Linked DNA regions of Homo sapiens: all the other regions are linked to region 1. A link is a loop called in an ENCODE intact Hi-C map of the cell type or tissue named here. Cell type or tissue: endothelial cell of umbilical vein. All regions are shown on one strand.

Evidence for each region. Peaks named below come from ENCODE experiments on the same cell type or tissue, not always from the same donor. Only the 100,000 strongest peaks of a DNase experiment are listed, where the experiment ranks them.
Region 2: a loop joins it to region 1, with 7 times the contacts of the local background. A loop is called at or near these places in 9 of 110 quality-filtered maps.
Region 3: a loop joins it to region 1, with 4 times the contacts of the local background. A loop is called at or near these places in 7 of 110 quality-filtered maps.
Region 4: a loop joins it to region 1, with 6 times the contacts of the local background. A loop is called at or near these places in 13 of 110 quality-filtered maps.

The regions. Positions count from the first base shown.
Region 1 is chr10:29,854,913-29,862,912 of GRCh38, forward strand. It overlaps LOC107984173 (a long non-coding RNA gene), which reads left to right and starts at 6,105. Exons shown (of 3, transcript XR_001747288.1): 1 at 6,105-6,299; 2 at 6,806-6,899; 3 at 7,328-7,586. LOC124902402 (a long non-coding RNA gene) reads right to left here. Exons shown (of 2, transcript XR_007062100.1): 1 at 7,960-8,000; 2 at 6,988-7,423. RefSeq lists an enhancer at 6,602-7,801. In endothelial cell of umbilical vein, a CTCF peak has its summit at 3,733 (motif pointing left); DNase peaks (open chromatin) are centred at 3,709 and 7,419; H3K27ac peaks cover 347 bases.
Region 2 is chr10:29,586,377-29,594,376 of GRCh38, forward strand. The region is part of intron 1 of SVIL (supervillin); the gene reads right to left. Among named protein-coding and RNA genes, the nearest start is that of MIR938, 12 kb to the right of the region's middle. In endothelial cell of umbilical vein, a CTCF peak has its summit at 4,498 (motif pointing left); DNase peaks (open chromatin) are centred at 4,055 and 4,185; H3K27ac peaks cover 1,726 bases.
Region 3 is chr10:29,531,696-29,539,695 of GRCh38, forward strand. SVIL (supervillin) reads right to left here. Exons shown (of 38, transcript NM_021738.3): 7 at 4,294-4,374; 8 at 834-1,763; 9 at 307-477. Among named protein-coding and RNA genes, the nearest start is that of MIR604, 9.4 kb to the right of the region's middle. RefSeq lists enhancers at 6,415-6,916, 6,917-7,416. In endothelial cell of umbilical vein, a CTCF peak has its summit at 4,004; a DNase peak (open chromatin) is centred at 3,886; H3K27ac peaks cover 1,127 bases.
Region 4 is chr10:29,655,459-29,663,458 of GRCh38, forward strand. It overlaps a transcript of SVIL not described here. Among named protein-coding and RNA genes, the nearest start is that of SVIL, 24 kb to the left of the region's middle. RefSeq lists an enhancer at 3,078-4,277. In endothelial cell of umbilical vein, no CTCF peak of the experiment used is centred here; DNase peaks (open chromatin) are centred at 1,183 and 3,793; H3K27ac peaks cover 3,767 bases.

The DNA of each region.
Region 1 (8,000 bases):
TGGCCAAGTTACAACTGTGAAGCCATCCCTGCAGTGTGACTTTCTTCTCTCTGACTGCAAACTTACTGATGCCTCTAAGTCTCTCATTTTTCGGTCATCTGAACACCACGAAAAGAACCTAACTTGGACATTTTTATGATTTATTTTCAGAGGTTTATAAATTGTCAAAGTTTTCTCAGAAATATTTTTCATAAAGTCAAAGAATTAAGGGAAAAAACAAGAACTTGTTCAGGTCATCCCTTGAGCAGACACACACCTGAACCTCACCAAACTTCTGGAAATTTCTTCCACTTAAAACATGCTTTTGCTTGGTGGCTTTCAACCTTGGCTGACATTAAAACTATCTGGGAAGCTCTAAGATAGTACCATGCTCAGGCCACACCCAAGACTAATAAAATCAGAATCTCCAGGGGTGGGGGGTTTTAAAAGCTCACCAGAGGATCCTGGTGTATAATCACTAAGGCTGGATAAAGATAAAGATTAGATGGCCTTTCTCAATAATCCTTTTCACTGATGAATTTCTTCTGATGCTCTCAGAAAAAAATTTCTCTCTCTCTCTCTTTCTTTTTTTTTTTAACTGAGACACAGTCTTGCTCTGTCACCCAGGCTGGAGTGCAGTGGCGCAATCTTGGCTCACTGAAACCTCTGTCGCCTGGATTCAAGTGATTCTCATGTCTCAGCCTTCCGAGTAGCTGAGACTACAGGCGTGCACCACCACGCCTGGATAACGTTTCTGTATTTTTAGTAGAGATGGGGTTTCACCATGTTGGCAAGGCTGTTCTCAAACTCCTGACTTCAGGTGATCCTCCTGCCTTGGCCTCCTAAAGTGCTGGGATTGCAAACATGAGCCACTGTGCCTGGACTTTTTTTTTTTTTTTTTTTTTTTTGAGGCAAGGTCTCACTCTGTTGCCCAGGCTGGAGTGCAGTGGTGTGATCACGGCTCACTGAAGCCTCCACCTTTTGCTGGGCTCAAGTGATCCTCCCACCTCAGCCTCCCAAGTAGCTGGGACCACAGGCGTATGCCCCATGCCTGGGTAATTTTTTTTTTTTTTTTTGAGACTGAGTCTCAATCTGTCACCCAGGCTGGAGTGCAGTGGCACAATCTCAGCTCACTGCAACCTCCACCTCCCAGGTTCAAGCGATTCTCCTGCCTCAGCCTCCTGAGTAGCTGGGACTACAGGTGCATGCCACCACACCCGGCTAATTTTTTGTATTTTTTGTAGAGACTGGGTTTCACCATGTTGCCCAGGCTGGTCTCAAACTCCTGAGCTCAAGTAGTCTGCCCACCTTGGTCTCTCAAAGTGCTAAGATTATAGCCATGAACCACTGTGCCTGGCCAAATTTTCTCATTCTTAACTGAGGTTCCTTTGGTGGAAGGCTCATTTCTCTGGTGATTTTACACCATAGTGTGAAAGTGTTGATTAGCATAATTTTCTTTTTAGGACAACTTGTTACTATATTATTAAAAACTTTATAAACTGCATATTTATTTGGCCAGCATTTTGATTCTTAGGACTTTATTCCAGAGGAATTAAAAACTGTGCTCAAAGACGTATATATGGAAGTTCATGAAAGCATTGCTTACGACAGCAAAATTTGGAGGCAACTTGGCAAATATTTGAGAAAGTGTATTCATATGAGAGAATGTAATCATTAACTTACATTTACGTTCATGTTAACCAGAACAGAAAATACTGTAGTAGGAAAAGTAAGAGTTAATTTCAGATTAAAAATACATACATTTTTCAGATGTGTAGGGAAAAATACTGAAAGAGTTTACTTTAAAACATATGTTGTTGGCTGGGCGGGGTGGCTCACGCCTATAATCCCAGCACTTCGGGAGGCCGAGGCAGGTGGATCACGAGGTCAGGAGATCGAGACCATCCTGGCCAACATGGTGAAACCCAGTCTCTACTAAAAATACAAAAATTAGCCGGGTATGGTGTCACGTGCCTGTAGTTTCAGCTACTCAGGAGGCTGAGGCAGGAGAATTGCTTAAATGTGGGAGGCGGAGCTTGCAGTGAGCCGAGATCGCACCACTGCCTAGGCGACAGAGCAAGACTCCGTCTCAAAAAAAAAAAACCAAAAAACATATGTTGTCAGTTGTTACCTTGGATGGTTGGTTTTGTAACTGTTTTTTTAGAATGCTCTTCTGAGTTTTTCAGATGTTCTGTTTGAGTATTATTATTGTTTCATTAGAAACATCAATAAAGTAGTCTTCAGAAAATGCTAATTGAGGCCAGGCACTGTGGCTCATGCCTATAATCCCAGCACTTTGGGAGGCCAAGGCAGGAGTTCAAGACCAGCCTGACTAATATGGTGAAACCCTGTCTCTACTAAAAATATAAAACTTAGCTGGACGTGGTGGCATGCACCTATAGTCCCAGCTACTTGGGAGGCTGAGACAGGACAATTGCTTGAACCTGGAAGGCAGAGGTTGCAGTGAGCTGAGATTGTGCCACTGCACTCCAGCCTGGGTGACAGAGCAAGACTCTGTCTCAAAAAAAAAAAAAAAAAAAGAAGAAAAAAAGAAAACGCTAATTGAAAATGCAGTCTGGAAATATGAGTACCTCCATTCCTTACCTACATTTCATGTCTTATTTTTTAATAAAATATAATGGTATTTGCTGGAACGATTGTTCAGTTGTCTTCAGAGAAGAATATTCTCCTTTTTGATTGTTGTTATTAAACTCAGCTGTCTCCAGGACAGATTAAGACATTCTTTTTTTCAACTACCCAGATCCCCCTTGACTAGAGCAAATAGCTAAGTTCAGAGGAATTTTTGGGAAGAGTCTCAGCCGAACTCTCAGAGAGTAAGGAAAATCCATGAGATGATATGGAGCCTGGGCTGTGACAGACATGTATTTGTTGTTGATAAAGGAAGAATATATTTGTTAATACTCTTAGCAGAAGAAAACATAGAGAAAATTATGTTTGTGTCTTAAGAAGAAAGAGGAAATCCAGGCTCAGTGGCTCACACCTGTAACCCCAGCACTTTGGGAGGCTAAGGTGGGAGGATCGCTTGAGGCCAGGAGTTCAAGACCAGCCTGGGAAATATTGCAAGACCTAGTCTCTAAAGAAAATTTTTAAAAAGTAGAGGAAGAAAAAGCAAGAATTCTTAAAAAGTAAAAAAAATTGCACAATCCATTTGTGAACTGGAACAACTAAAATGTCCAACAGAGAAAGTGACTTTGAGTTGAACATGAAGTAGAGCAAGTACCCTGAGCCCAGGGAGAGCTCAGAGGGTAGACAGATATCACTGTGGATCCCAGGAAAAGGACGGCTTCCTCAGAGCAAAGCATCCTGCTCAATTTCAAGATGACATTTAAGGAAAGCAACATGTTTTTTAAAGCTTGGGTACCGAAGTTATGGCCAAAAGTTTAAACTGAGATATACAAGAAGATGCTACAAGAAGTAATATAATATGAAGTTCAGATCTGGCTGGGAAAGGAGAAAGAGGCAGGAGGAATGACAACTTTATGGAGTACCCTCTTTGACAGAAGTGTGGTTCGTGCGTCCCCTCCACAGCCGTGGAAGCTGGACAGGCAGGGCTGCAGTGAGAGATGCACTCAAAAGAGCTGTGGGCATTGTTTGGCAGCGGCTCGACAGCTGCTCAAATTGCAGGAGACAAGAAGTTAAACAGGACGCTGGCTTTCCAATCGACTTGTGCAAAGGAATTTCTATTTTAGGAGGAACAGAGGCCTTGAGTCCACAGTGCCACCTGCAGGGGGCCAGCTGGGCAGGGAGGAAGAAGTCACAAAATCACTCGGGAATAGTTTAGTTGCCAGGGGGCCCTGGGTCCATCTGAACTGAGTCACGGCACTTGCACTAAAGCAAATCTACTCACAGACTGATTACTACTGATTTGCTCAGGGAAAAGTCCCTCTCCCTAAACTAGGACTCACTCTACCAAGAGTTTCCTTGGCTGATATAAGGATCAGAGGCTACTTCACATGACTTCTCACCATCACTGATGCCACTCTTAGTCCTGCTGCAATGTACCTTTCACAGGGATGGGTAGCAGAGAGGATCAGCTCTGTTTTCATCATTATTTTTTTGGTTTTGTTTTTTTTGTTTGTTTTCTTTTAGAGACAGGGTCTTGCTGTGTTGCCCAGGCTGGAGTGCAGTGGAGCAATCACTGCTGGAGTGCAGTGGAGCTCACTGGAGCCTCCAGCTCTTGAGCTCCAAGTATCCTCCCACCTCAGCCTCCTGAGTAGCTGGGACTACTGGTGCATGCCCCCGTGCCTGGCTAATTACATTTTTTTTTTTTTTTTTTTTTTTTAGAAACTGGGTCTTGCTATGTTGCCCAGGCTGGTCTCAAATTTCTGGCCTGAAATAATCCTCCCACCTCGGCCTCCCAAAGTGCTGGGATTACAGGCATGAACCACTGCACCCAGCCTGTCATCATTGTTGAAAAGCATTTTAAGTACCTCCCAGCTGCCCTGCTGGCAGAGGAGGCAGATGCATCCTATAGAGTAGTGGGTACAAACATGGGCTTCAGCCTCAGCCAGCCTTGGGTTCAAATTCCAGCCAGGGAAGGGACAGGATTCAGCAGGGCCAGGATTAGAGTCAGGTGATTAAGGCTGAGTCCCAGTATAAGGTCAGAGTCTGTCTTTTTTTCACATTTTAATATTTTACTATGGAATGTTTTCACTAATTTTGCATTTTTAAAAAATTGCACTGAAATATCCTTTACCTTGCTTACTGAGCCTTTTGGCTTTCCTTTACATTTTGCACCAAACTGAGTGCTCACTCACCTCACCTAGTCTCAATATAGTCCAGCCCAAGCATGTCGGTTTCATGAGGTTGTGCAAGTCATTTTAAATCTTGCTTTCATCGTCTGAAAATGGGATGATTAACAGATTCTATCTTACAGGGTTTTGTAAAGTTAAATGAGATAATGCCCTTAAAACTCTTAGCACGGGACCTGAAGTGTACATAGGTGTGCAATAAACTGCCTGTACCTTTGCTAAGTCACCCTATGGCCAGGATCTGATGTGTTGCACACAGCAAACCTAGATATAGCGTGTGCCTCCTGAAGGAATCATTTGCTTGAAGAGAGAACATGAGTCAGTGCCCAAAAAGCATGTTACTGCCAATAAGAACCACATTTTACAAGACAGAAAATGACCCGCCAAGCCATTTCTGGACACTTACTAATAAAATGTAGCTAATTTCAAATTGGGATCCAGACTATGACTTGAGCCGGGCTGCAGGTTGTTAAAAACCATGAGCAAATTCACAGATCCCAGAGTAGAAGAAATGCCCTTTGCTGAGAATCAGCCGAAATTGTGGTGTGTGTTGGAAAACAGCAGCAAGTACTTATTCCTTGGACACCTTGTCCTCAGCTAAGGCATTTGCTAGGCACCCGTAGGAATATATGCTTGAGAAATAGGCGAAACTACTTGCGAACACGTGCACCGACCAAGGCTGCTGTATGCCCTGCAGTGCATATAAACACATGGTGGGAGTGAGCTCAGGGTGAAAAGATGTGTTAAGAAACACATTATATCAACCACATCCGCCCTTCCACACATTCTGGGAAAATGACAGTTTATGCTTTCAATGTTGCCGTTTCCAAAGAACCGTGATTTAGTGTCTCATATAAAAGTACAGCAGGCAAGCTGGATCCATTTCAAATTTACTAGTAAAATTAAAATTAGTTCTTTGAAAATTGAAAAACTTTCAGCCAAGAGATTCATTCTGGTTTCATGACATTTGTAAAATTGTTCTATGTTTAAGGTTTTAGGTATTGAAAACATCTGTCCTATTTCCTAAGGTAAAACTCAATGCTAAAAGGAATGACAGTGAAAAAAGGTGACTGATGAGCTTTTGAATTTCAACTCTCTTTACTACTTGGAGTCTGGAAATAGCTTGTGATAGGCAGAATATGGATCCCCCAAAGATGTCCACGTCCTAATCCCTGCAATTTGTGAATATGTTGCTTTTGTAAGGAACTTTGCAGATGTGATTAAATTAAGAATCTTGAGATGGGAAGATTATCTTGGATTATTTTAGTGGGCCTAAATGAATCACACAAATCTTCAAAATCAGACAACCTTTTCTTGCCATAGTTGGAAGGCGATATTCCTGCAGAAGAAAAGTTAAAAAGATGCAACTTTGCTGGCTTTGAAAATGGAGAATAGGCCATAAACAAAGGAATGGAGCAGCTGCAAGGAGCTAAAAGACAAAGAAATAGATTTCCCCCTAGAACCTCCAGAAAGGAATGCAGCCCAGCTGATGCCCTGATTTTAGTCCAGTGCAACCTGTGTTGGACTTCTAACTTCAAGAACTGTAAGGTAATATATCCGTCTTGTTTTGTTTTTTCCTTTTTTGAGATGGAGTCTTGCTCTGTTGCCCAGGCTGGAGTGCAGTGGTGTGATCTCGACTCACTGATTCTCCTGCCTTAGCCGCCCGAGTAGCTGGAATTATAGGTGCCACCATGCCCAGCTAATTTTTGTATTTATAGTAGAGATGAGGTTTCATCATCTTGGCCAGGCTGGTCTTGAATGCCTGACCTCAGGTGATCCGCCTGCCTCAGCCTTCTAAAGTGCTGGGATTACAGGCATGAGCCACCGTGCCTGGCTACATCTGTCTTAAGTCACAAAGTTTGTGGTGATTTGTTATAGCAGCAAAAAGCAACTAATATACAGCTGAAATTATATAACTTTCCATTCATCAATTTCATGACTTATTGTAGCTTTACTAGGTATTTAAAAGCAAACTCTAGTATAGTATTTTTAAAATTCTAATATTTTTATTGTTGGGTCTTGCATCCTTGTTTTCTTCTCCTCATTTATCCTAGGATGGTAGGACCTACAGATTCTTGATTAGATTATAGATGCAAAAAAAGAACCTGGAATTATTCCCCAAGAAGCTCCTTCTTCTGAAACCAAGAGGTGAGGAATGCTCGTCTGCTCCAGGACATGCTCAGTGAGATGAAAAGCTGTATGCATGGGAGTTGGGCCATGAAGTGCAAGACGCAAACCCTTGAAATCGTTTTTAATGAAATATAAACATTGAGTTAGCATGAGGGCCACAGTTTCTGGGTGGTTGGTTCTAAGTTTGGCAATCAGGACATAGAGGGAAAATTCTCCTGCTTTAATGGCCTCCAGATGTTCTTTTGGTCCCAACTGAAAATTTCTCATCATTTATGGTTAATATTTTTGTCAGCAGCAGAGTTTTGTTGTAATGTCTCCAAACTGGTGGTAGTGACCATTAGTCATTAGACAAACCCCAAATAAGGGTTTAATCTTGGGGTCACTTTAAGTGTTCCATTATATTTCACTTAATGAATAGTCATCAGAATGTTCTGTTTGTACAACAGGGGACTACATGATTCTATCTGATGACAACCAGTCAGTGATCTCAGGTATAAAATGCAATGTCCTATTGTAACAATGGCTGGCATTACACCCAACATCTAGAAGAAAAAAAACAATGATGTCAGAAGGCAGTCATCTGGAGTGAATAAAAGGCAAGAGGCTTATTGCAAATTCTAATGCACTTCATCATAGAATTTTAATTAACTATTCCATTCACACCAATTGGGGACTATTAAAGCAGTCGTTTCTGAGAAGCAATCTTTGGGAAATTCAGGTAAAAAAAGACAACTTCTGTCTTCTGGAACAATAAGGTTATGACTTCCTACACCTAATAAAAGGTGACTATATAGCCAGGCGTGGTGGCACGCGCCTGTAATTCCAGCTACTCAGAAGGCTGAGGAATGAGAATCGCTTGAACCCGGGAGGTGGAGGTTGCAGTGAGTAGAGATCGCACCACTGCACTCAAGCCTAGATGACAGTGAGACTCTGTCCCCCACTCCCCCCACAAAAGTTATCATGCAGGATCTGCCCTGGGATATAGTTTAATTATGTAACATAGTCTGAAAATAAGCAAATTACTTATATACATGCTTTGATCTTTCTCTATCTGAGGAATGGGAAGAACATAGTTTACCTCTCTAGAAGTCGCTTCTGAGAATTGTGGTCCATGCTCCA
Region 2 (8,000 bases), 270 kb before region 1:
ATTCACTAGTGATCACTAGTGATTGCCCACTAAGCCCTAGATACATGAGCTATACCATTCTGTCCTTGGGGAAATCACCTCCCTAATGCAAGTGACTTATTCCACTTAGCTCACTTGTGGCAGCCGTGGAACGCAGGTCCCTTGGCTCCTAAAACTCTGCCATTTCCATTGTACCACCTGACTATCTAGTTATATTTCCTCCCTACTATACACATGACCTCACCATTCAAAAAAGTTTACTATAAAACATAAACAAGATTCTGAGAGTCCACAAAACATCTTGCATTAAAAGGAAAACATTCCACATTTCCTAATATGGAATACTACGCAGCCATAAAAAAGAACGAAACTATGTCCTCTGCAGGGACATGGATGAAGCAGGAGGCTACCATCCTTGGAAAACTAACGTAGGAACAGAAAAACCAAATACTACTTGTTCTCACTTATAAGTGGAAGCTAAATGATGAGAACACATGGACACATAGAAGGGAACAACACACACTGGGGCCTTTCGCAGGGTGGAGGGTGGGAGGAGGGAGAAGATTATGAAAAATAACTAATGGGTACTAAGCTTAGTACCTGGGTGATGAAATAATCTCTACAACAAACCCCCATAACACATGTTTACCTATATAACAAATCTGCACATGTACTCTTGAACTTAAAAGTTAAAAACAAATTTTCCCGATAAAGTCCATACTCCGTAGAATAAGCCCTGATACAGAACTGAACACACAAGCTACGCAGTGAAGAAAGCCTCGTACCATTCTGTCCTTCGGACAGTCACCTCCCCCTGCAAACCTCCTGTTCTCCAACCAACCCATAAAGTATGCCTGCCAAGGAGAGTGCATATTCCTGTCATCACAGAGCACTATCATTAATAGAACAGTACTAGGCCACGTCTCCGGGGCTCGGGTTCTCCGGCTTCGTACAGGACACAAGCTCACTGCCACCGCCTCTGCCAGCCAGTCCCCAGCCACCAGCCTCCGCAGTCTGCCTAATAAGGCAATCTGCAGGTTGACGGGTGGCTTACAGGTCACCACTGCACAATGCACGCTCTGGGCTTGAAGCAAAGGGAGAGGCTACCTTTTGGCAGACAAAGGGTTACCCTGTGCCAAAAACTCTTCCAAGGCCGCACTGGGACTCCATTTACATAATAATAGAAACTTGTCCCTGCAGTTGGCCAGACTCCAGCCACAGGGTCCAGCTTACAGAGCTGAAGAAAGCTGAACTTCTGCAGTGGCCTGGAGCTTGCTCAGCCTTTACATGGAAACGTCTCCTCTTTGCCTTCTCCCAACCTCATCAGAGGACTCCCAGAAAGTCCATCTTGCAGGAACTTAGGTGGCATATATTCAATCTCCGAGACTCCCTGACTTCAAAACAGCAACCTGCAAATTGACTGCATATCCCGGATGCTTAAAAAGAAGCCATAGGTCAGGGGAACAATTCTTAGCATTCCAGAAAATGATTACACACCAGCGAAAAGTGGACGTCTGTATTTCCAGCTAAGGAGGCGGAGTTGTTGGTCAAGCGATGCCTGATTACAAATATTCATTATTTTTAATTCTATGAAGATCTGGACTCAGAGACTCTCCCCCACCCTGGCCCCTGCACTGTACTACGCATACAAGGAAAAGAACAGATCTCTGGTGATTAATTGCAGCACATTCATCATTGCATGAATTTCCTTCAGCTTTTAGCCACGGGGCCCCTTTGTCATTCAGAAGGCATCCCACCCACTGGCTCACCAGAATTTAATATGTCCCAACGGAGTTTTGAAATCTACCAGCATTTCAACAGTGGACTGGAGCTGCCGAACCACAGCAAAATTAGGAAGGGGTCAAGGAGCATGAGATAGCAATACCGTGGAGGTTAATAGTCAGCAAACCACCAGTTTAGAGTCCTGTGCCTAGTCAAATCTAGCACCGCTGAAACGTGTGCTGGTGGCAGAGACGCATCTGACACTTCGTCCCTTCACTCTGCCCTTTGTGCCGGTGTCCAGTGCGGACTCTCTTCACGTTAAGACACTTCCTGTGCAGTTTCTTGGACACCCAGCAGTGAACATACAGCACCCATTCATTCTCTGCTTCTCTGGGAAATGGAGTCTGGGATGTCTGAAACAAGACTCATGAAAAATGGTTGCCTATTAAGGGCCATTATGTTGGGGATGTAAATAGCGATTGATTTTTAATTTACACTAATTCAGCATTTACCAAACCAAAATAGTCCCTAGGAAATTCTCTGACAGAGCGTGAAAGGAAAATAGAACCTTGGGAACCCCAAACTCACTATGCCAAACGGAAAGTGAAGCTTAGGAACCGAGTCACACAAAAGCTGCCTGCCTTTTGTCCCCAGAAAGATAGCTGTGACCTCACAGGCTTAGGGTACCTTATGTAAAATGTAGATTTACTGTGCAAGAGATAAATGCGTAACTGACTTCCCCCTCCTTTGTTTTCACATGTAAAATGTAGATTCACAGAATGCTCATCAGAGCCTCACAAGAATGTGACCACTTGCCTCACTTCCTACCTCCCCCACCCCCCCTTTTATTCCTTGTCCTTAAAATACTGAAGTCCTCAAACCCAAACCCAGTTTGGAAAAAGCACAGGACATTCATCCCACTGGGACTTGTGTCCCTTTTTCCCCAGGAGCATCCTGAATGTTGGCAAAATAAACCTTTAAGTGGATTGAGATGCCTCGGTGACTTTTCGGTTCACAGGAGTTTATCAGAAATTCCTGTCTAGATATTCATGCCAAAGGGAAAAAAAACAAGGATGTGAGACACTCGACACCAAAAGCCTGTCCTCCAGCTCTGTGGAAAGCAGCGTTGGGAAACGGAGTTTTAAGTAACACCAACCCCATGCCGCCCTATCACATCATCGCCCGCACGGCCTCGACACTGAAGCACTCAGCTCACACTCACCTTTGTCTCCTCTAACTTAGGCAAAGGAGGAGAGGATCCACAGCTGGCCAACAGTGTGGTGGGAATCTGGAGGGGAGGAGAGCGGCTCTGGGCCCCCTGTAAACCCCAGAAACTGTGGGGACTTCACCAGTCCCCTTGCAAGTCCCCTGCAGCATGCAGCACGGAACAGGCTGGCATTTGTTTATTTTAATGACAAGCAGCTAATTTCCTACTGTTTAAGGCCAAATTAGATGGCACTGAAGCACCACCGTATTCCCCCTTTCCTCTTCAGCTGCCGGCTTTGGGGGCTGTTTGAGCCCTAATTGGAACTTCCACCCAGAGACCAGGCAAGAAAAGAAAACGAGGTGAGACAATTTAGCTGCTGGCTACTGACTTGCAGCAAGCTCTGTCAATCAAGACTCCTGGAACAGGGGGTCTGGAGTTGCCGAGAGACCTTGATCTACCTGGATGTTCTTATATGGCCAAACCTCAAGACCTCAGGAACTGCAAACTGAAGATAGTAATAAAAGAATACATTAATTTCCCACATAATAGGCAATGTCTACTGAACTAAAATTAAGTTTGTTCTCACTAAAAATAATGTTGTTGGCCAGGCGTGGTGGCTCACGCCTGTAATCCCAGCACTTTGGGAGGCTGAGGTGGGTGGATCACGAGGTCAGGAGTGAAGACCAGCCTGGCCAAGATGGTGAAACCCCGTCTCTACTAAAAATGCAAAAAATTAGCCAGGTGTGGTGGCATGTGCCTGTAATCCCAGCTACTCAGGAGGCTGAGGCAGAGAATTGCTTGAACCTGGGAGGCGGAGGTTGCAGTGAGCCAAGATTGCGCCACTGCTCTCCAGCCTTGGCAACAGAGCAAGACTCCGTCTCAAAAAAAAAAAAAAAAAAAAAAAAAAAAAAGTTGTAAAGGAAAATTCCTCCCTTCCAGCCCCTGGGACTCTCTCCTTAATAATAAAGATATTACCAGACCTCCTGTCCCGTGGCTCCCCAATTAAGTAAGGCTGCCCAACAGGTTCCCAGCACAAAAGAGCTATTCACATGCTTGATTGTACTGAGCCAGCCCCTGACACTCAGCCTTGACGGTATATATTTAGTCACTGTCTACGAAGCAGAACTAGAACCACTGCATTTTCCCCCGACATTAAAACGGTGCCAACCGCATGGACAGAATGATAGATTTTTATCAGATCTTTTCCTGTTCTGAAGAAAAAAAGAGTATTTGTTCACTTTAACATGTACTTTACACCTTCTGGCTAGTAGATCACATATGCCATCTGGTTGGGTGGCAGAAAGTGATCATAAAATGATGAAAGATTCAGTCATCTTTTGCAACCTATTTATATGTTTTATATTTAAGCACATTATCAGGCTGTATTTATGGATATTATTTTTAACCCGGACACATGCTTGTGTTAAGCTTGAAATATGCTGAAATACCTTTAAACCTCATCCTGCAGTGCTGATTTAACTTAGTCACAGTTATCCACATCTAAGAGTATCAGTTGAAGTACTAACCCCTCTTTGAAAAAACTTAAAAACTTGATTCCTGAACTGCACTATACCTCCCCCTGGTGGCAGAAAAGAATCAATGCATCTCCCAAAGCCAATTTTACAAAACACTCCAAATAGAAACCCTGAAGCAAGGACATCTTTGTTTAAAGTAGTTTTAATATCTCCAAGACATGCAAGAAATTAAATGTTAGCAAATTATTTCATTCATCCACTGAACAAATATTTATGGAGCACCCAAGAGGCCAAGCCCGGTTCTGGGGCTGTGGATACAGTGAGACAAACTCCCTGCCCACACAAACTTATGTTCTAGTAATAACCAAATAAAGATTAATGTTTCACACACTTATTGGCCTTCTTTTTTAATATATGTGAAGTGAAATGTGTTTACATGCATGAAATCTCAAATACTCTGGGAACACCTGTGCTTCTGCATTGCTGGTTTCTCTCTTCAGCTCCTTGGCTGTCATTCTCACCTTGACCTCCCAGGCAGGTCCAGAACTTTCTACCCCATGCCCTCAAGAAGAACCTGTTGAGTAAAATGACTGTGGGCCATGGCATTGAAACCCAGGGAATCCAAACTAAGAGGCTTTATTGTCAGCTATATAAAAGTGCTTTTGCTATTTTCAATTGTCTGTATTATAAGCTAATATACTGACAGTTATAAAAGTGAGGCAGTCTTATAAAAAAGTAATAGCTCTCTCTATAAAACCTGATGCAATCCTGTGCCATAGTAAAAATTTTGTACATAAGCATTGCTACTGTGCGAACATTTTACTCAGAATCTCACCTCTGACAAAGCAATAGTAACTTCCAGATTCTCCTCCCCTGCACCCTGCACCTTTTTAAAAAACTGACAGCCTGAGAACTATCATGTTCCTAAATACGTGAGTCCTTCCAGCACATTAGGTGCTATAGGATATACCAGGGCAGCAGACAGAACTCATGCCAGCTTATGTCATCGGCCTTGCTGCATGAAGCTCCATGCTGCGAAGGGATCTTAGCACACGTGGGGAGATCCAAGTGCTCTGGGTGAGGGCTGATGCCTGTTCCTGGCTTAGGAGGAAGATGAGCAAAGAGCCTGCCAGGCATTTACCACTGCTAGTACCTTACATGGTTCTGGGTACTGCTCTAATGCTCATGGGACATAAAGAGGTTTCTCTGGGCTGGGTGCTGTGGCTCATGCCTGTAATCCCAGCACTTTGGGAGGCTGAGGCAGATGGATCACTTGAGGTCAGGAGTTCGAGACCAGCCTGGCCAACATAGGAAAACCACATCTCTACTAAGAATACAAACAATTAGCCAGGAATGGTGGTATATGCCTATAATCCCAGCTGCTTGGGAGGCTGAGGTGGGAGAATTGCTTGAACCTGGGAGGCGGAGGTTGCAGTGAGGCAAGATGGTGCCACTGCACTCCAGCCTGGGCAACAGAGTGAGACTCTTTCTCAAAAATAGAAAGAAAGAAAAAAGGGGATTTCTCTGAAACAATGTCACTGCTTTTAAGCATCTAAGTGTAATATTTGCATATTCTATTTTCCAACATGTTACCTATTTCCGAATAAGAAAATAAAGCCTCTTCGATATTTCACAAGGCAAGGGGCAAGAAGAAGCTTCTAGAAGCACACAATTTCACAAAAGCTGAATACATGTTGGTTTCTCATTTCTGTTTCAAATTCTACCTAAGTCGCCAGGTGCTGTTCAGTTTCTTGCAGCTGCGATTCTTCCAGTTAACAGTGAGACCTCCGTAATGGAGGTTTCAATGTCAAGGTGTCCATCGTTGCATGGACTCTGACAGTTACGTAGGAAGGGGAGGAGCATTTTCCAGACCCAATATTTGATCCAAATTAACAGTAAAGTAAGCATAAAAAATCAATGTTAAAACATGCAAGGTGAACTTCGTTAGGTAAAAATCTTCTCTTGGGGTAAAAGAAGCCTAGCTGATTTTCAAGCAAAATCTGTGTGACTAAAATTACACTGAGTCTAAACAAAATTCAAATCATTCATCTAAATATTTCCTTCATGATCAAGGCCTAGATTAAAGTTCATTCTAATGACTAATGTTCTATCTCATTCTTTAGGGCTAGCAAAAGGGTGGTGGAAATAGGTTGAATTTCAACTCACTTTCTAAATTTAAAGGAAAAAAAGTCTCTAAAATTCTAATTTATTAAATTGTTGTAGGGAAGTTTTAAACAGAAGCAGGACTTTGGATATTCAAGGTCACATTGAAAGCTATCAAATATGGTGATCCAGGTTTAAATATTACCTTGAAGACTGTGGCCCTAATCTGCGCTATGTTTAAAATTTTTTGATAGCAGCCACATTGATATTTGTAGAGTTAGAGAATACTTGTTGAAAAAAAAAGAGATATTCTGTCATTTTATAGTAAAATCATATTATAACGCAATACTTCATTAACATTTTACACTATTATAAAAGTACACACAAGACACAGCCTGTCCCACAGTCCTCTGCAGGCTCTGACAGTAGCGGACAGTTGGATGTTAACTGTTAAGTGCCTGAAACTCACTCCTGGACCTTCACATAAAGGATATAGGCTGGTGTCACTAAAGATCCCCAAATATTTCAACTGTGGACTCGAGAGCATTTCTCACTCCCCATCTGCCCATCAGGAAGATTCCAGACCAAGGGAAATCCACACATGGGCCCCCCAGTTGCCTATCTGTCAGACTCAAGTCCTTAGAAGCCAAAGATGGTCTTCACTAAAACATGAACAGGGTGGTTATCAAAACCCAGATACATCAAATGCCTTCCACTCTCTGCCTCCCGGCCTCCTTCTCAAATCTCGGGCAATTCACCTCTAATTCAAACCTTCTAAGTAAAAGAACTATGGAACTTCCCAAATTTACAATGTAATATTTTGGACAATGTGCCAAAACTTATTAAGAATATTTAACACCATACACATGTTAAGAAATAGTCAATAAATCAATCCTATAATTTTTCATAAGGAAAATAATGTCATTAAATGGACTGCGCCCAAGCCCTTATCCTTAGAGACTGAGAAATGCCCTTTTATTCTTAATTTATACCCAGTTCTAAGAAACTTGGCAAAACTATGGAGACAGTAAGCAGATCAGTGGTTCTCTGGGGTTGGGAGGGGAGGGAGGAATACATAGGTGGAGCACAGTGGAGTTTTCAAGGCGGTGAAAATACCCCGTAGTGTACTACAGGTTGAGCATCCCTAATCAGAAAATCCAAAATTGGTTCAGCTCCAAAATCACAAGGTTTTTGAGCTTCGACATGAGACAATGACACTTTTGATTTCTGATTGTTCAATGGACACAAACTCTGTTTCATACACAAAACTATTTAAAATGTTATGTAAAATAAACTTAAGGCCATGTATATAAGGTATACATGAAACATAAAAGAATTTGGTGTTTAGACATCAGTCCTGTCCCCAAGATATCTCATTATGTACATGCAAATATTCCAAAATAAAAAAAAATTCTAAGATCTGAAACACTCCTAGGTCCCAACCATTTCGGATGAGAGATACTCAACCTGTATAATAATACATATTATCATTATATATTTGTTCAAACCCACAG
Region 3 (8,000 bases), 320 kb before region 1:
ATCTGGAGTCTAATTTAACAAGGGGTAAAAAACATTAAAACCATTAAATAAAGAAAAATAATGTTTCTTACTTCTTATCATCTGAATGCAATGTAAAATTGTGTATGTATCATAATACCGCTGTAAAGGCTAATATTCTTTAAAAAGACTTTTAAATAAGCCAAATAAATAACGCTTATAGGTTAGATGGAACAATTATGGAATCGCCAACATCCTATATAAATAGCGTCAAGACCGTCAGTGTGGTAAAACTCCTGTGTCATTGCCACGTTCCTGGATGAGGAAACTGCGCATACGCATGCCTACCTATCCGATTCCTTTCGTTCTGCTGAAGTTATAGGTTGGGTTCTAAATCTCTCGGAAGTTTTTCTACTTTCACCAGGAGAAAAATAGCGTCTTGGTTTCCGGGACCCTCTCTCCCGTTCCACACCGGTGGGCAAGCCAGGTCCTTCAGCCGACCTCTCCACCCGTGATTTGCTTTGAGAATCAAAGGGCAGAGAGTATAAGGAAGGCAAACGAAGACAGAGAAAGAGAAGATGGCAAAGGATTATGCATCTCCGTGAGTCAAGGGACAGACACCACCAAACCCCTCTTCATGCCTCTACCATGCACGTAAGGAAGGAGACATTCCAGACACCCAATCCACTAGTTCCCCATTAGTAGGCAGAAGCAGAGTGGTAGTTTTTGAGCCATTTTCCGCATAGTCGCCCTGCACGCACTTGTGAGCTAAGCTAATATGATTCAATGCAGAACACAACACAGGTCGAGGAGTGAATCATTCTGCCAGGGACGTGCAAGTGACACAGCTGGAGGGCGTGTGAAGCATCACCTACAGTTCAGGTCTCCTGCAGGCGTTGGCAGATGCCAGGAACGCACTTCGGAGCTGGGCGACAGAGACTTTTGTGTCCAGCATGCTGATCTCCCCATAAGGCCCTTCGGTCTTGGAGCTGGGCAGCTCCAGCTCTCTCCTGGAAGCTGGGTCCTTATACTTCAAGGCCTGGAGCTGAGGGGGGCCTGTGAAATCTGACAGAGAGCGGGTACGGACCTTGCGCTTTTTCGAGGCTTCCCTGTTGTGACCAGTTGGTTTGGCGTCTTGGGACACAGGCTCACTTTGAATGTAGAGAACCATCTCGCTCCTGCCTGTCCTCTCAGTGGGCTGGTGCGGAGCTTGAGGGGGTTGTGCCACGTTTTCCAGTTCCTTCTGATGCTCTAAGGTGACTGTGCTCACAGCAGGCTTACCAAAGTCCTCATTTCTAGAGGGATCTTCTGGGCTTCTCACTAGCCCATCACCCTCCAAAGCCAGTAGGGTTTTCTTGCTTTGCTCGAGAGCTTCAGTGAAGCACACATCTTCTTCTTTTTCTTCTCCTTCTCCTTCCCCTTCTTCTTCTTCTGCTTTTGACTCGCAGACATGGAGAACTGGGCTATCCCTTCCGTCACCTTCTAGAACCGTCAAGCTGGGAGGTTTGGGGACATTCTGGGTGGCTGATGCTACCCAGCTACACTCAGATGCATTTTCTGGGGTTTCTGGCGTCACTAGCTTGGCGGTGTGACCGGTATCTGCGGGTTGGACATAGCCACGGATTGGCTGTCGTGTAGAGCCTGCTGCCTTGCTGGGGACCCTATCAAAGGCTGAGTGCTCAGACTGAAATGACACGTAATGGACTGGCGCTGGCTGGTGTCTCCTCTGAGTTACGGACTCTGAGGCGAGTTCAGGGCTGTTTCGAGCACTTTCCTCTTTCACCAATTTTTCTCTAACTTTAACTCTTTAAGAAAGAAAAAGGATTTAAGTTGCAAAGTGCAGTAACGGCCTCACAGGAGGAAAGCATGCGTAGATCACAGATTACCAGTGAATGGAAACTGACCTGAGAGAGAATAACTTGTGAAAAAGCATTTTGGTGTCTAATGTCAACTACTTGTCAGATGATCCTGAGTTGAGTTTCCAATTTGCATATGTATGCCCAGGAGGTGCAAAACTAACTCTACCCCTGTAAAAGCTGGCAGGGGTCAGATGCTATCCTGGGGGAGAATGGGTCCCTTCTGACTAAATAAATACCCAGAAGCCACAGAAAAATGCGTTAATATCCACCACCAGCATGCATTAGGGCATAATGAGCCTGGTCCCTTGAATCAGTAAGCTTTCCTCATGTACACGCCCAGAACACGGACTGTGGGGGAAGGTTCCTGGCATACAGACACCTATTGACCAAACGCTGTAATTTCATTGTCGTCTGAAAATGTAAGAGCACTCACGATTATTTATGCTTTTTATTTAGTTCAAGATACAACAATCACCTCTCTTTTAAAGCACTCAACTAGACATTCACAAGCTTTTTCATGCAATGCAGAGTATATTCATTCATTCAGAAGGCATGTGGCCAGTCTGGGCATCATTATGAATAATTCTAGCACCAAAAGAATGTTAGAGAAAAGATAGTTGCTGACAGAACTAATGAAGTGAACATTTCCCACCACCATCCCCCTGTCCTGCTGTTATGCTCTTAGTTAAAAATGAATCCCAAAAGAGAGGCCGGGCCCTGGGGCTCATGCCTGTGATCACAACCTTTTGGGAGGCCTGGGCAGGAGGATCATTTGAGGCCAGGAGTTTGAGACCAGTTTGGGCAACATAGTGAGATCTTGTCTCTACAAAAGTAAAAAACAATATCTAGGTGCAGTGGCGTGTGCCTGTAGTCCCAGCTACTTAGGAGGCTGAGGCAGGAGGCCCACTTGAATCCAGGAGTTTGAGGCTGCAGTGAGCTATGATTGTACAGCTACACTCCAGCATAGGCAACAGAGAGAGGCTCTGTCCCTAAAAAACAAAAATAAAATAAAAATAAAGAGAGATTGCTCCAGTTGTTTCTAAAGTTATTCAAATATCTGAGAGCAAAACTGACATCCTTTTCAAAAGCTACAGACCTTTTTCCATTACTGCAAAACAAAGAAACCAAGAGCTCTGGCTGTGGGGTTGGAAGAGACCTCTGCTCAGATCCTGGCTCAGTCAGGTTGAGCTGTGTAGTGTTGGGCAACTCACCTGCCCTTAGTAAGCCTCAGTTGCTTTACCTTTTAAATGGAAATAATAGTGACATAATGTAATGTGATATTTGCAAAGCACGTGGCTTAGTGCTTAGCAAAGAGTAAATGTTTAATAGTGTTATCTAGTTCTTATTTTTGGTTTTTGAAGTACCATGTAGTGGGAAAGGAGACACAATTCCAACTACTTGAGAATGGAAAACTGATTAGGGCTCAGCTTTAAAAAGCAAAGAGGGCTTTTGGAGTGGGAAAAGGGATTTCTTGCGGGGAGAGGAATTTAGACTGTTTACTTAAGCTTAATTGGCAAAAGTAATTATTTATGATGTGCACTGTATGGAAAAGAATAGTTTATTTAATGACAAGTGCACCCTGCTAAATTTGATAAAAACTCCTATATATTTTTTTTAACGTACGAGGCAGTGTATCTATATATGTGTCATTAAAGGACAATCCACACAGACGCACATAGAGGTGGTAACTATGAACAACTCAGGGAAAGAAAACATTCTTAGTTGTTATTTTTCCCAGAGATGAGCCAGTGTTGGAGGTTTTCATACTTAAAACGTTTGTTAATCAAAAGGAGACTGAAGCGCGGTTCCAGTTCTCCTGTGGAATGCGTGCTCCTGATCAGAGACAATCTGAATGTTGTCCTCAGCCAAGAACAAAGTGACTGTCAGAAACTCTGTGTGTGGAGCTTTGTCCTTCCATGACTTACTCATTCTGACTCCTTCCGCCTCTCCCTGCCCCCAGTCTTAAAAATGAAATGATAGGGGGTTTTGTTTGCTTTTAAAACCACATGCCCTAAATTTAACTGTTGAAAATTAACTACTGGTTTAGAGATGAGGAGATATGAAAGCAAGGAGGCTGGAAGGGCTGGGAGCAGTGGGAAGCTGAGCAGATGGGACGCCGGCTAGCGAGTCCAGCTATGGAAAGGAGCCCAGGGCCTGGCTGGGTGCTCACTACTGCCCCTCACTGGCCAGTCCTATGTGAGTTGGTGAGAAGGGAAAAGCAAAAGGTCAAGTAAAAGGTTTGTCAATCAAGAAAGATTGACAAAGATTGAAAAAGAGGGGGAAGGAGAGATACTATTAGCATGGATTAGGGCATGTGGAGGGGAAAAGCAAATGATTAGAAAGTAACTTCCACGTGATTTTCAAGTGCACTGGTATTAAAGAAGGCAAGAGGAGAGTGGGTGTTAGCTGATGTGTGGTCAGGCAGGAGGAAGCAACACTCATGCACACAAGCCCCAGAGGGCCGGCGTGCGGGTACCTGGAAGGCCAGTTGATAAGTGAAGGTGTGTCCCCTTCGGAATCTTTCTGGAGAAACCACTCATGTTTGGGTTTCCCTGTACTATTGTGTACAAAAAACAAAACCAGATAATCTCTATTAAAACGTCAACATATACACAGACTTTACCATAACTTAAAACCTAAAGGCTGATTTTTATTAAGAATAATCCTCACTTATAAGTGGGAGTTAAACATGGAGTACACATGGTCACAAAGAGGGAGCAGCAGACATGAGGGCCCACTTGAGGGAGGAGAGAGGCAGGAGGGCGGGGATGGAAACACAACCTGTGGGCTGCTGTGCTTATTACCTGGGTGACAAAATATTTAATACACCAAAGCCTTGTGACAATTTACCTACATAACAAATCTGCACATGTACCCCTGAACCTAAATTAAAACTTAAAAAAATAAACAAACAGGAATATTATAGGGAAAAAAAGAATAATTCTGTCTTTTGAAAATGTATAAGCACATTTTGCTATAGAGTTCATATTCACTTCATGGAGTTTCCAGGACATGTGGCTCACTACTAAAATCAAGAGGTAAAAATAAATGTATCTAAGGCCATCAAATCATGTGTTTTCCCAAGTAATTTTAAATTATTAGAAAGGAGTCTGTTGGCCGGGTGCAGTGGCTCACGCCTGTAATCCCAGCACTTTGGGAGGCCGGGGTGGGTGGATCACCTGAGGTTAGGAGTCCAAGACCAGCCTGGCCAACATGGTGAAACCCCATCTCTACTAAAAATACAAAAAATTAGCCGGGTGTGGTAGTGGGCACCAGTAATTCCAGCTACTCGGGAAGCTGAGGCAGGAGAGTTGCTGGAACCTGGGAGGTGGAGGTTGCAGTGAGCCGAGATCATGCCACTGCACTCCAGCCCGGGCGATAACAGCACGACTCTGTCACAAAAAAAAAAAAAAAAAAAAGAACGGAGTCTATTATAGTCACACTCTGCCCACAAATACCAGGCAATTCTCTTGTAAGCAGCTGACTAAAAGTAAAAGGTAATTTAATTTCCATAAGTTTTGCAGTGGCACGTTGGTAAATAGCCTAATATAAAAATAGCATCTATGTAAAACAACACATTTCAAATAAAGAAGATAATTAAAATAAATAAAAATAAAATAAAATAAGTCAATGGGATCACATTTTTAGTTGCTATTACACATTTTCCTTTTAAAATTATCACTGAATAATGTGACCAACACAAGAGTTACAAGTACTAATTCAGGTCCATTCTGCTGATATTTATTGAGCTCCTAGTAAGTGCAAGTAATGAGCTAAGGAACGACGAAAATGAATCATAAATCAACATAGCCATTAAAAACCTTAAACCGCAGGTAGGCTAGGTAATATATAGTCCACACATTCATTCCTCAACACACGACTGAGTATGATGCCAAGCAGAATATGAACGAGTAATTATACCAGGCTGAAGGTATTTTAGAGAAACATCATGGGTAAGGACAACCTTGTTTTAACAACATAAAGCAAGTCAAAGGAGGAACACTCAGATTACTGCCCTGTCTCCTCTTACAATGTAGAAAGAAAAAAAGGAAATTCTACAGGCTAGTTACAATGTTTACCAGCTCAAAACTTTATGAGCCTATCTGCAAGAATTTTTCAACACCAGGCTGGAAACACATTGCAGCTCAAAAAGAAATTTCTAAAAGAAAATAAAAGTTATAATCAACTTAATTTTCTAAAATCATTTTGGTTTGAGTTTTGGTTGGAGGGGACAGGCAGGTACCTGGCACCGCTATTGTACGTCTTGCTGTAACCACTGACCTCTATCTCGGTCTAGGCTTGGACTGATCTGTTTCTCCAGTAAGATCCTTCAGCCTTGCTACTCCTAAAACTATCACCCCACCTCCCCATCCTCTGCATCACATCAATTTTGCCCACAGCAAATAAAAAGTTAAGATGTATGTAAAGTCATTTCATTTCCAAATATAAAGGGTCCAATTCATCAACTTTTATTTGATGGGAAGAGTTTGGCGCATCGCCTGCAGCCAGGAACGAAGGCAGTGCAACTCAGTCCAGTGTGCAGAGGGCAAGAGGGGCCAGCAGACGCCTGCTGTTGGAAATGACATCAAGTTCCTATAACGAATCTGCCGCCTTCACAGGGTTATGTTTAGGCTGAATGCTTTCTGTATAACAGAGGGCTTTGTAAAAGAAGTGCAATACAACTTTTCGAACATGACCTTAACTGACAAGAATAAAATTTGATCAATATCACCGTCAAACTCCATCAAGGGCTTGTGTAAGAATGTTGGCTCAGCATTTATAAAATGGAAATCCCACACAGACACAGGGGACTTACTGGGCTCCATTTGCTTATTACACCTGAAATATGAAACCAGCCAAAAACCAAAGGACTACCACCAGGGTGGTGAATACTCAAAGTCTGAGTATATAGACAGTCTCCGACTTAAAATGGTTCAATGTAAGATTTATTGACTTTAAGATGTTGTGGAAGTGATAGGCATTCAGGAGAGCCTGTGCTTGGAATTGTGAATTCTGTTCTTCTCCTGGGCCGGTGGTGTGTGGTGCGATGCTCCCCTGCGATGCTCGCAGAGGCAGTGAGCCGCCGCTCCCAGATCGCCACCAGCCATACAACCATGAGGGGAACGACCCATCTCCATAGTGTGCTGCATGGCCAGATGGTTTTGTCCAAATCCAAGCTAATGTGAGTGTTCTGAGCATATCTAAGGTAGGTTGGGTGTATTAAGTGAATTTTTGACTTAATGTTTCCTTTGTTTTTCTGACTTGCAATATTTTCAACTTATGATGGATTTATTGGGATGCGACCCCATTCTAAGTTGAGGAACATCTGTAAAATAAATACAAATGTATGTAATAAGAAACAAAGAGGCCAGGTGTGGTGGCTCACGCCTCTTGTAATCCCAGCCCTTTTGGAGGCTGAGGCAGGAGGATCCCTTGAGGCCAGGAGTTCGAGCCAGCCTGAGCAACATAGCAAGACTCTGTCTGTATTTAAAAAATTAAAAAGTTAGTGAAGCATGGTGGCATGTGTCTGTAGACCTAGCTACTCAGGAGGCTGAGGCAGTAGGATCCTTTGAGCCCAGGAGTTTGAGGCTGCAGTGAGCTATGATTGCACCACTGCACTCCAGCCTGGGAGACAGAGTGAGACTCGGCCTCTAATAAATAAATAAATAAATAAATAAATAAATAAACAAACAAAGTATGTGAAGGCATCATGCCTAGGACATAATAAGCCTTTTAAATGCTTTTCTTATCTTTTTCCTTCTTCACAGTCAACACAGCAATGAAAGTTTATGAATTTCTCTTTTTATGCTTTGAAGACATAATACTTATGGAGACCCAATTCAGAAGTCATGCGATTTTCAGCAGGGTGAGTCCAGCCTCACCAGGAGGGCCTGACTTTGTCTTTAGTACATTTAAAGCAGGAGTGATCTAGAAAAGCATTTCTCCAAGTAAGGGTTTCAGGATCCCTGAGGTTGGCTATGACATGTATTTGGGTGAGGTTATCTGCCATCTGAAATGAAAATGAGAGAGGGATGAGGAGACGCCTAAATCAGACACCAACAGTGAACACGCTGTCCTGGGCGCTGTGTAGCAATGATCTCACAGAATGCAGCCACTTCTGAGTTGTGCAGCAGCATCTACACTTTCGACACTCCCCTCTTCTGTCTCCCATCTCCCCCATCA
Region 4 (8,000 bases), 200 kb before region 1:
TATCCCACCTTCTTCTACTGCTTCGCTCTTGCCATGCTGGGCAGCTGACTGGATGGTGCCCACCCACAGCAAGGGTGGGTCTTCCTCTCCCACTCCACCAACTCAAATGTCAATCTCCTCTGGCAAGCCCCTCAGAGACACACCCAGAAAAAATACTTTACCAGGCATCTAAGCCTCCCTTAGTCCAATCAAGTTGACACCTAATATTAACCATCACAGCACCTAAAATTTACTGTTCACAAATACTGAACAGAAGTGGTGAGAATGGATATCCTTGTCTTGTCTCTGAGCTTAGGAGAAAAGCTTTCAGCCCTTCACCATTCAGTGTCATGTTAGCTGTGGGTTCTTCATAGATGTCTTTTTCAGGTTGAAGAAGTTCCCTTCTATTCCTAGTCTGTTGAGTGTGTATGTGTGGGTTTTTTTTTTTTTTTTCTGTTTCTTTTGGAGTTTTGCTCTGTCACTGGAGTGCAGTGGCATGATCTTGGCTCACTGCAACCTTAGACTTCTGTTCAGGTGCTTCTCCTGCCTCAGCCTCCCGAGTAGCTGGGACTACAGGTATGTGGCACCACGCCCAGCTAATTTTTGTATTTTTAGTAGAGATGGGGTTTCACCATGTTGGCCAGGATGATCTCGATCTCCTGACCTCATGATCTGCCTGCCTCGGCCTCCCAAAGTGCTGGTATTACAGGTGTGAGCCACCGTGCCTGGCCGAGTGTGAGTGTTTTTTTTTTTTTTAAAAACATGAAGAGGCATTCGATTTTGTCAAATGCTTTCTCTGCACAAGACATCCTCTTTGCCTTTGCTTTTCAATCTGGAAGCTTTTTCTATGCCACCCGCATAACTTGCTATTTCTCATTCTTACAAGTCTCTACTTCAGGGCATTCCTGGATCATCCTATTTTAAAGTCCCCACCCATCACTCTATCTTCTCCATTCATGCAACCACAGAACCTTCAAAGTACTCAGCCATTATGAAACCAACCCAACAGTCCCATATAGCTTTTTTTTTTAAAAAAAAGAATAAATAAACATAGAAATTGAACTTTCTGGTCTTAACATTTGAAACTTATATTTGTTTTATCTGAGATCCTTCCTCAGGAAATGACCTTCAGGCCTCTCAAAAAAAGTATCAAAGAAATGAAACTCACCAGATCACATCCAGACAATAAAATGTGGACGCTGATTCAACATGATTGCTTCCAAGCCCCTTCTGAGTTCCTGTTTTCCCACACATGATTACATTTCTTCCCTGCTATATAGCCAGTTTTGGTCAGTCAGAGAGATGGATTTGAGACTGAGCTCCCATCTCCTCGGCTGCAGCACCCAATTAAAGCCTTCTTCCTTGGCAACACTTGTTGTCTCAGGCATTGGCTTTCTGTGCAGTGAGCAGCAGGACCCAGATTGAACCCCTGGTGTTTTGGTAACAATTACTATTAATATATGTACATATTCTGATGACACTTGTATTAATATAAAGTTTGGTATTTGCCAGCACATATTCATAATTTTAGTCCTTGCAATAATAGTATCTACAAAGTGAATACTATTATAAGCATCTTACACATAAGGAAATTGAAAGAGAGGTTACATGTCTTTTCCAAGATCATGCAGTTTATTAAGTGTCAAACCCAGGATTAAAACCCAAGCCACTGAGCTGCAGATACCAGGCTCTTAAACATTTGCTATTGTGTCTCTCAATGATTACCTTTCCTTAATTGTTAATGTATTTATTATCTAAACATGAGCACTGTCAACCTCAGTTTTTGCTGCATCCCTAGCATCTAACACCATCCATGGCTGGTGCGCAATCAATATTTAATGAACAAATGGAACACTGGTCTTAAGATGCCTCACAAGAAAATAGTTCCATGGAACTCTGGTGAGCACTGCCCACTACTCACACCCATCAAGATTCACAAAGCTCATTAGTTTTGAAGAAGGTCATTTAACTTTAATCCAATGCTTTCCAAACGCACTTAGGCATAGACCCATCCTCTGACCCAGGTCCCCACTGTATTAGTGGTGTAGGGAGCTGTGTTCCAGGGAACACACTTTGAGAACTCCTGCTCCAGAGAGGCAGGTCAAATAGCACAGTTTCCAGAAGGGTGCTCCTGTTCTCACTCCTTTGGCTGGCTCTGCTCCTATGTAAAGGTCCTATCTAATTCACACTCCCCGAAAGCTCCCTAATAGCCACGGCTCAGCTCAGAAAGAAAACCACAGCTGTAAGCTTTCCTGTTCTTTCCTGAAGTTCATAAAGGGCACACTGGGACACATGACCATCGAGGAAAAATGAAGACATTTCCAACCATCACAGTGGCTCAGCTCTCCTGTATGTCTATGGTTCCACACCGCATCACAGAGGCCGCTTTAATCTTCTTCGAGCTCTGGTTTGTTGAACATGATTCAAACAAAATCACCCTTCACAATGTGCTTTAATCTCTTCTAACAGTGCAAGCAAAGCCAATAATGTGTTAACCACAAAAGTGTCATATTTCTTTCCTCAATACTTACCTTAACGCCGATATTTAAATCATGGCTTCGATGTGAAATGACTTCAAAATCATCATATCTCAGCTTTTCAAGTCCTCAAGGCCATCCACTTGAACTCTCTCTGAAAAAGGACAAAGTCTCTACTGAAAAATCTGAGAAAGAAAATAGCAAACAATACAAGACAACCACACGTACGAATGAAACTGGATACTCTGCTGTGATTAATCTGCTGCCTCCAAAGAGCTTTTTCCCTTTCAAATACTCATCAACATCAGCAACTACAGATTACAGGCAGTGGTTAAAGTATCTTTTTAAACCTCTTATAAAAAGTGCTCAATAAAAGAATGCATTTTTCCCATTCATCGTAAACTCAGTGAATAAAGTCATTTCTATGCAATGGTTCTCCAAAGCTCTTATTTTTCTGGGAGGACTAAAATTGTATTATTTGGTCTATAAGCAAGAATCATTTTTGGTAAATATGAGTACTTTCTAAATTCAAATTTAAAATCAGATCCAAATATAGGGATGGCCAGGCATGGTGGCTCCCACCTGTAATCCTGGCACTTTGGAAGGTTGAAGTGGGAGGACTGCTTGAGGCCAGGAGTTCAAGACCAGTCTGCAACAAAGTGAAACCCTGTCTATACAAAAAATTGAACAAATTAGCTGAGCGTGGAGGTGTGCTCCTGTGCTCCCAGCTACATGGGAGGCCAAGGCAGGAGGATCACTTGAGTCCAGGAGGTTAAGGCTGCAGTGAGCCATGTTTGGATCACTGTACTTCAGCCTGGGCAACAAGGAAGACCCTGTCTTTAAAAAAATTAAAAACAAAAGAACAAATATGGAGGCTTGGGAACAGCAGCCTTGCCACAAAGGGACAACTGAGAAAATAAGAAATGGGTTGAAATTCATCACGAAGTTGGATGGAACTAACAAAGACCCAATTCCACAGAAAAAGACATGCTGGGTGGAGAGTTAGGAGACTGGAATAACTCACCGAAGGCATCAGGGTGAGTGATTTGGCTATGACTTGGTCTATGTCAAGCATTCCAGGCAGAGACAATCTCTGCATTTATTTTCCTCAAAGAGTGAGGGGAAACCCCACCTATGCTAGAATGTACCAGAGTAGAATTAAGGCAAACATGCATTTCCCCTTGTGGTTTGCCTGACGAGGTGCAATTTGTATGAAAGATGACTCACAAGGTTACAGAGTCATTCTTTAGACTCGAGGGTTGACACTCTGTGTGGTTCTTAATGACTCAGCCTGGGAGAGGTCCCCAACACAGAAGGCTCCAGCCCTGCAATCCCAGACTACAGAGGAAAGCCCCTCGTTTATCAGCTGGTTAGTGGTTAACAAGCGTGGCTTTGGGAAGTCTTTTGTCTTAGGCTATTGAGTTCCATCTTCTCATCTCCTCTCTGTTGTCTACTCAGCACTTCCTTGTATTCTTACCGCCGGAAAAAGTCAGAAAAGAATTCACTCAAGCACAGAGGGCTCTGAACTGGGCAACAGCTGGCACCACACCAGGCATTGCAAGAAACCACAGCTGAATTCCTTGGCGCTCATTTTTATAAATATTCCACAGGAAGGATGTCAGAAGCCTGGTTTATCCAGCATAGAGAGAATGGGGTTCATCTCCAGAAGCCCAGCCCCAGAGGCAACTTCTAGGAAAAAATCATCTTGTGATGGGTGCGGGGTCAAAGGGGAGTCAGCCCATGTGAAGTTCCCACAAGGTTAAAAAATAAATTATTGTCACCACTGCCTGGTGGAATTCAGACAGTCATGAACTCATTCTTGTAAGCCACAGAGATGGTTGCGGTAAACACAGACAAATTATTGGGTTTAAGCAGACCGTTTTTTGTTCCAACAATAAAAAAAATCATTTTCCCTTTCCTCCACAAATCTCTTTATTACTAAAAAGCTTTGATGCCTTGAGAACTGGGCTAGATCAATGTAAGCCTCTCTTTTTCCCCTGGGACTCCTCCTTAGGGCTCCAAACTGGTTTAAAAAATCCTTTGCCTGCTTAGGAAAAGGAGACCCTCTTATTGAACCAGCCACAAAAGAAAGAAAAAGAAAACTACTCAAAAAGAAAACAGGGGCTGGGCACAGTGGCTCATGTCTGTAATCCCAGCACTTTGGGAGGCTGAGGCAGGAGGATGGCTTGAGGCCAGGAGTTCAAGACTAAGCTGGGCAATACAGTGAGACCTTGTCTCTACAAAAAAATTAAAAATTAGCTGGGCCTGCCTATGGTCCCAGCTACCCAACAGGCTGAGGAAGAAAGATTGTTTGGGCCCAGGAGTTGCAGGTTACAGTGAGCTACGATTGTACCACTGCGCTCCAGCTCGGGCAACAAAGCAACACCTTGCTTGACTCAAAAAAAAAATTAAAAAGGCAGGGTGGGGTGGCTCATACCTATTGTTCCAGCACTTTAGGAGGCCAAAGTGAGAGGATCAATTGAGCCCAGGAATTTGAGACCAGCCTGGGCAACATAGCAAGACCCTGTGTTTACAAAAAATATAAAAAATTAGCCAGGCATGGTGTTGCACACCTCCCAGCTACTAGGGAGGCTGAGGTGGGAGGATCGCTTGAGCCTGGGAGGTGGAGGCTGCAGTGAGCCATGGTCTCACCACTGCACTCCAGCCTAGGCCACAGAGCAAAATTCTGGTGGGGGGAACGGGCCAAGAGAATCACAAGAAGCCAAGAAGAAAGGGCAGAATAGAAACATTCTCATCCCTCCCTCTTCTTAAAGAGAGTGCTAATCTCTGCCCAGACGCTCACGTCTTCCCCTGGCTCATTCCCCTCCTGACCTCTGGAGCATGGGCTCTCAAACTCATAGTGTGCACAGCAATCGCCTTGGGGCTCTACAACTGTGAGTCCAGATAGAAGAAAATCTGCAGTGAAATCATGAGCTCAGGGACAAAGAAGGAGTTTAAAAAGCCTGTGCCTGGGCCGGGTGTGGTGCCTCACGCCTGTAATCCCAGCACTCTGCGAGGCTGAGATGGGAGGATCATGAGGTCAAGAGATCAAGACCATCCTGGCCAACATGGTGAAACCCCGTCTCTACTAAAAATACAAAAATTAGCCAGGTGTGGTGGCACATGCCTGTAGTCCCAGCTATTCGGAAGGCTGAGGCAGGAGAATCGCTTGAACCAGGGAGTCGGAGGTTGCAGTGAGCCGAGATTGCGCCACTGCACTCTAGCTTGGCGACAGAGCAAGACACCGTCTCACAAGAAAAAAAAAAAAAAGCCTGTGCCTGAAACACTTGAGTCCTAGAAATCTGGTTTGCTTAAAGACAAAGGGAAAACCTCAGTCACTAGAGAGTAAAACTTCAGAATATATTGACAGGAAAACCCCACCATCAACCAGCTTTCATGCAGTCAGGATCATTTAGGAAAAATAAAAAAGCAAGAATACAAACAGGAAAAGGTCCAAATTTAGGGACAGGTTGAAGTTCGAGAAACGAGTCAAACCGGAATAAAAGCAGAAAAGAATTCCAGAGGAAAACAGGGCACCGGAGAAAGGAGAATGAGCATGATTAATGCAGCAGGAGGAGATGCTAGCTAAGCTGGAGCCAGACCAGGAGGGCTTGTCTCTTCTCTCCGGGGCTCTCTTGACCTTTCCAAGGCATTTCTTTCCGGACAAAACAAACTGTTACTGACTTTCACCAGGTTACCAACCCCCTGTGCAAAAACTCTGACTAGACTCTGGGACTAAATCTAGACCAATTGCATCTGGAAGAGAGATATGCCAGACAAAGGCATCCTTTTAGGTTAATGTTTCAAGCCTGTGCTTTGACAGATGGTGCCCATGGAGGTGCTCACAGTGAATGGATGTTTCTGGTGAGTTTTTATTTTCATTTTCCAAATTCTAGAACTGAAAATCAAATAAACTTTCTTTCTTTTTTTTTGAGATGGAGTCTCATTATGTTGCTCAGGCTGGTCTTAAACTCCTGGCTTAAAGTGATCCTTCCGTCTTTGGCCTCCCAAAGGGCTGAGGTTACAGGAGTGAGCCACCATGCCCGGCCCCAGTGAGTTTTATTCACATACTACCAAACTACTAGAGTAGCAAGTGCCTCTAGTTCTGGGGCATTGAGCAGCAACTTATCCCTCTTCACCAAGCAGCCAACAACCCCCACTGCAGACCTCAGGGATGATGCTGCCATGAGACCCAACTTTTATTCTGGCTTCTTTCTCCAACCTTTTTCCCTAGATGCCTTTAGCAAGGAAACCTGGTTCTTCCAGACATTTTCACAGAGCCTTAGGCACTTCCTCCCCGGTCTCATACAAATCTTTCAGGATTCAGCCTGGATGCCCCCAGTTTCCAGGAGAGCTTCTCTGACTGCCTTCATCCATCCTCAGAGACCTCCCTGTCTCCTGAATTCATGCCAAACACCTGATGCTGATTATAAATAACAATATGGCTAATTCTCAACCATCAAGGGTTGGATTAGCCACAGGAATAATAATACCAATAAGCATAATAATCATTATTGTTATTTGAACATTTGTAAAAAGTAAATAAATAAAATGCCAAATCAACAAGACCATCTCCCCATTAGAGAAGGTCCCCATTGATTGGAACTGCACAGTGACCTGCAGACATCACTGTGTCTGGAGTAGTTCCAGGCATCCATCACCCCTCAGATAGCTGCCTACCACATTAGTGCCCAAGGCTTGCCATTCTGACAGCAATAATTCCAGAAGCAAACACATGGATGGGAAAGCCACTAGTAAGTGACTGGACTGTCACATGTGTGAGGCAAGTTAGAAGCAATGAGCAACAATTAAAGTGGGAAGCTGGCATTAGAAGACAGGGCAGCAGGGATGTATGTGCGCGCGTACACACACACACACACACACACGGAACACTTGGACGAAGGACAAATAATAGGCCAGGTGCAGTGGCTCATGCCTGTAATCCCAGCACTCTGGGAGCCCAAGGCGGGAGGATCACTTGAGGCCAGAAGTTTGAGACCCACCTGGGCAGCAAAGCAAGACCCCATCTCTACAAAAAAGTAAAGAAAATTAACTGGGTGTGGTGGCATGCACCTGTAGCCCTAGCTACTTGGAAGGCTGAGGCTGGAGGATTGCTTGAGGCCAGGGATTTGAGGCTGCAGTGAGCTATGATCACACCACTGCACTCCAGCCTGGGCAACAGAATAAGACTCTGTCTCTTAAATAATAGTAATAATAAAAGAATAGACCATTTTAAGAGCACTAACCAATGGCCCATTTTATTTGTCAAGAAAACTATAGAAGACTTTGTGATCCTAGACTTGTAATATTTTTACACAGTAAGACAGTATCTATAGAATGGTGAATATTGTTCCAAATACTGGATTTTTCAGTAAGTAAACATCGGTAGTTTCCACTATGAAGAACATATTAGATTTGATGGTGACAACTTTTCTGTACTTTACCTCTCAATCAACAGATACTTATATTTCTTTTTTTTGTTTTTTTCTTTTGAGACACAGTCTCCCTCTGTTGCCCAGGCTGGAGTGCAGTGGCACAATCTCA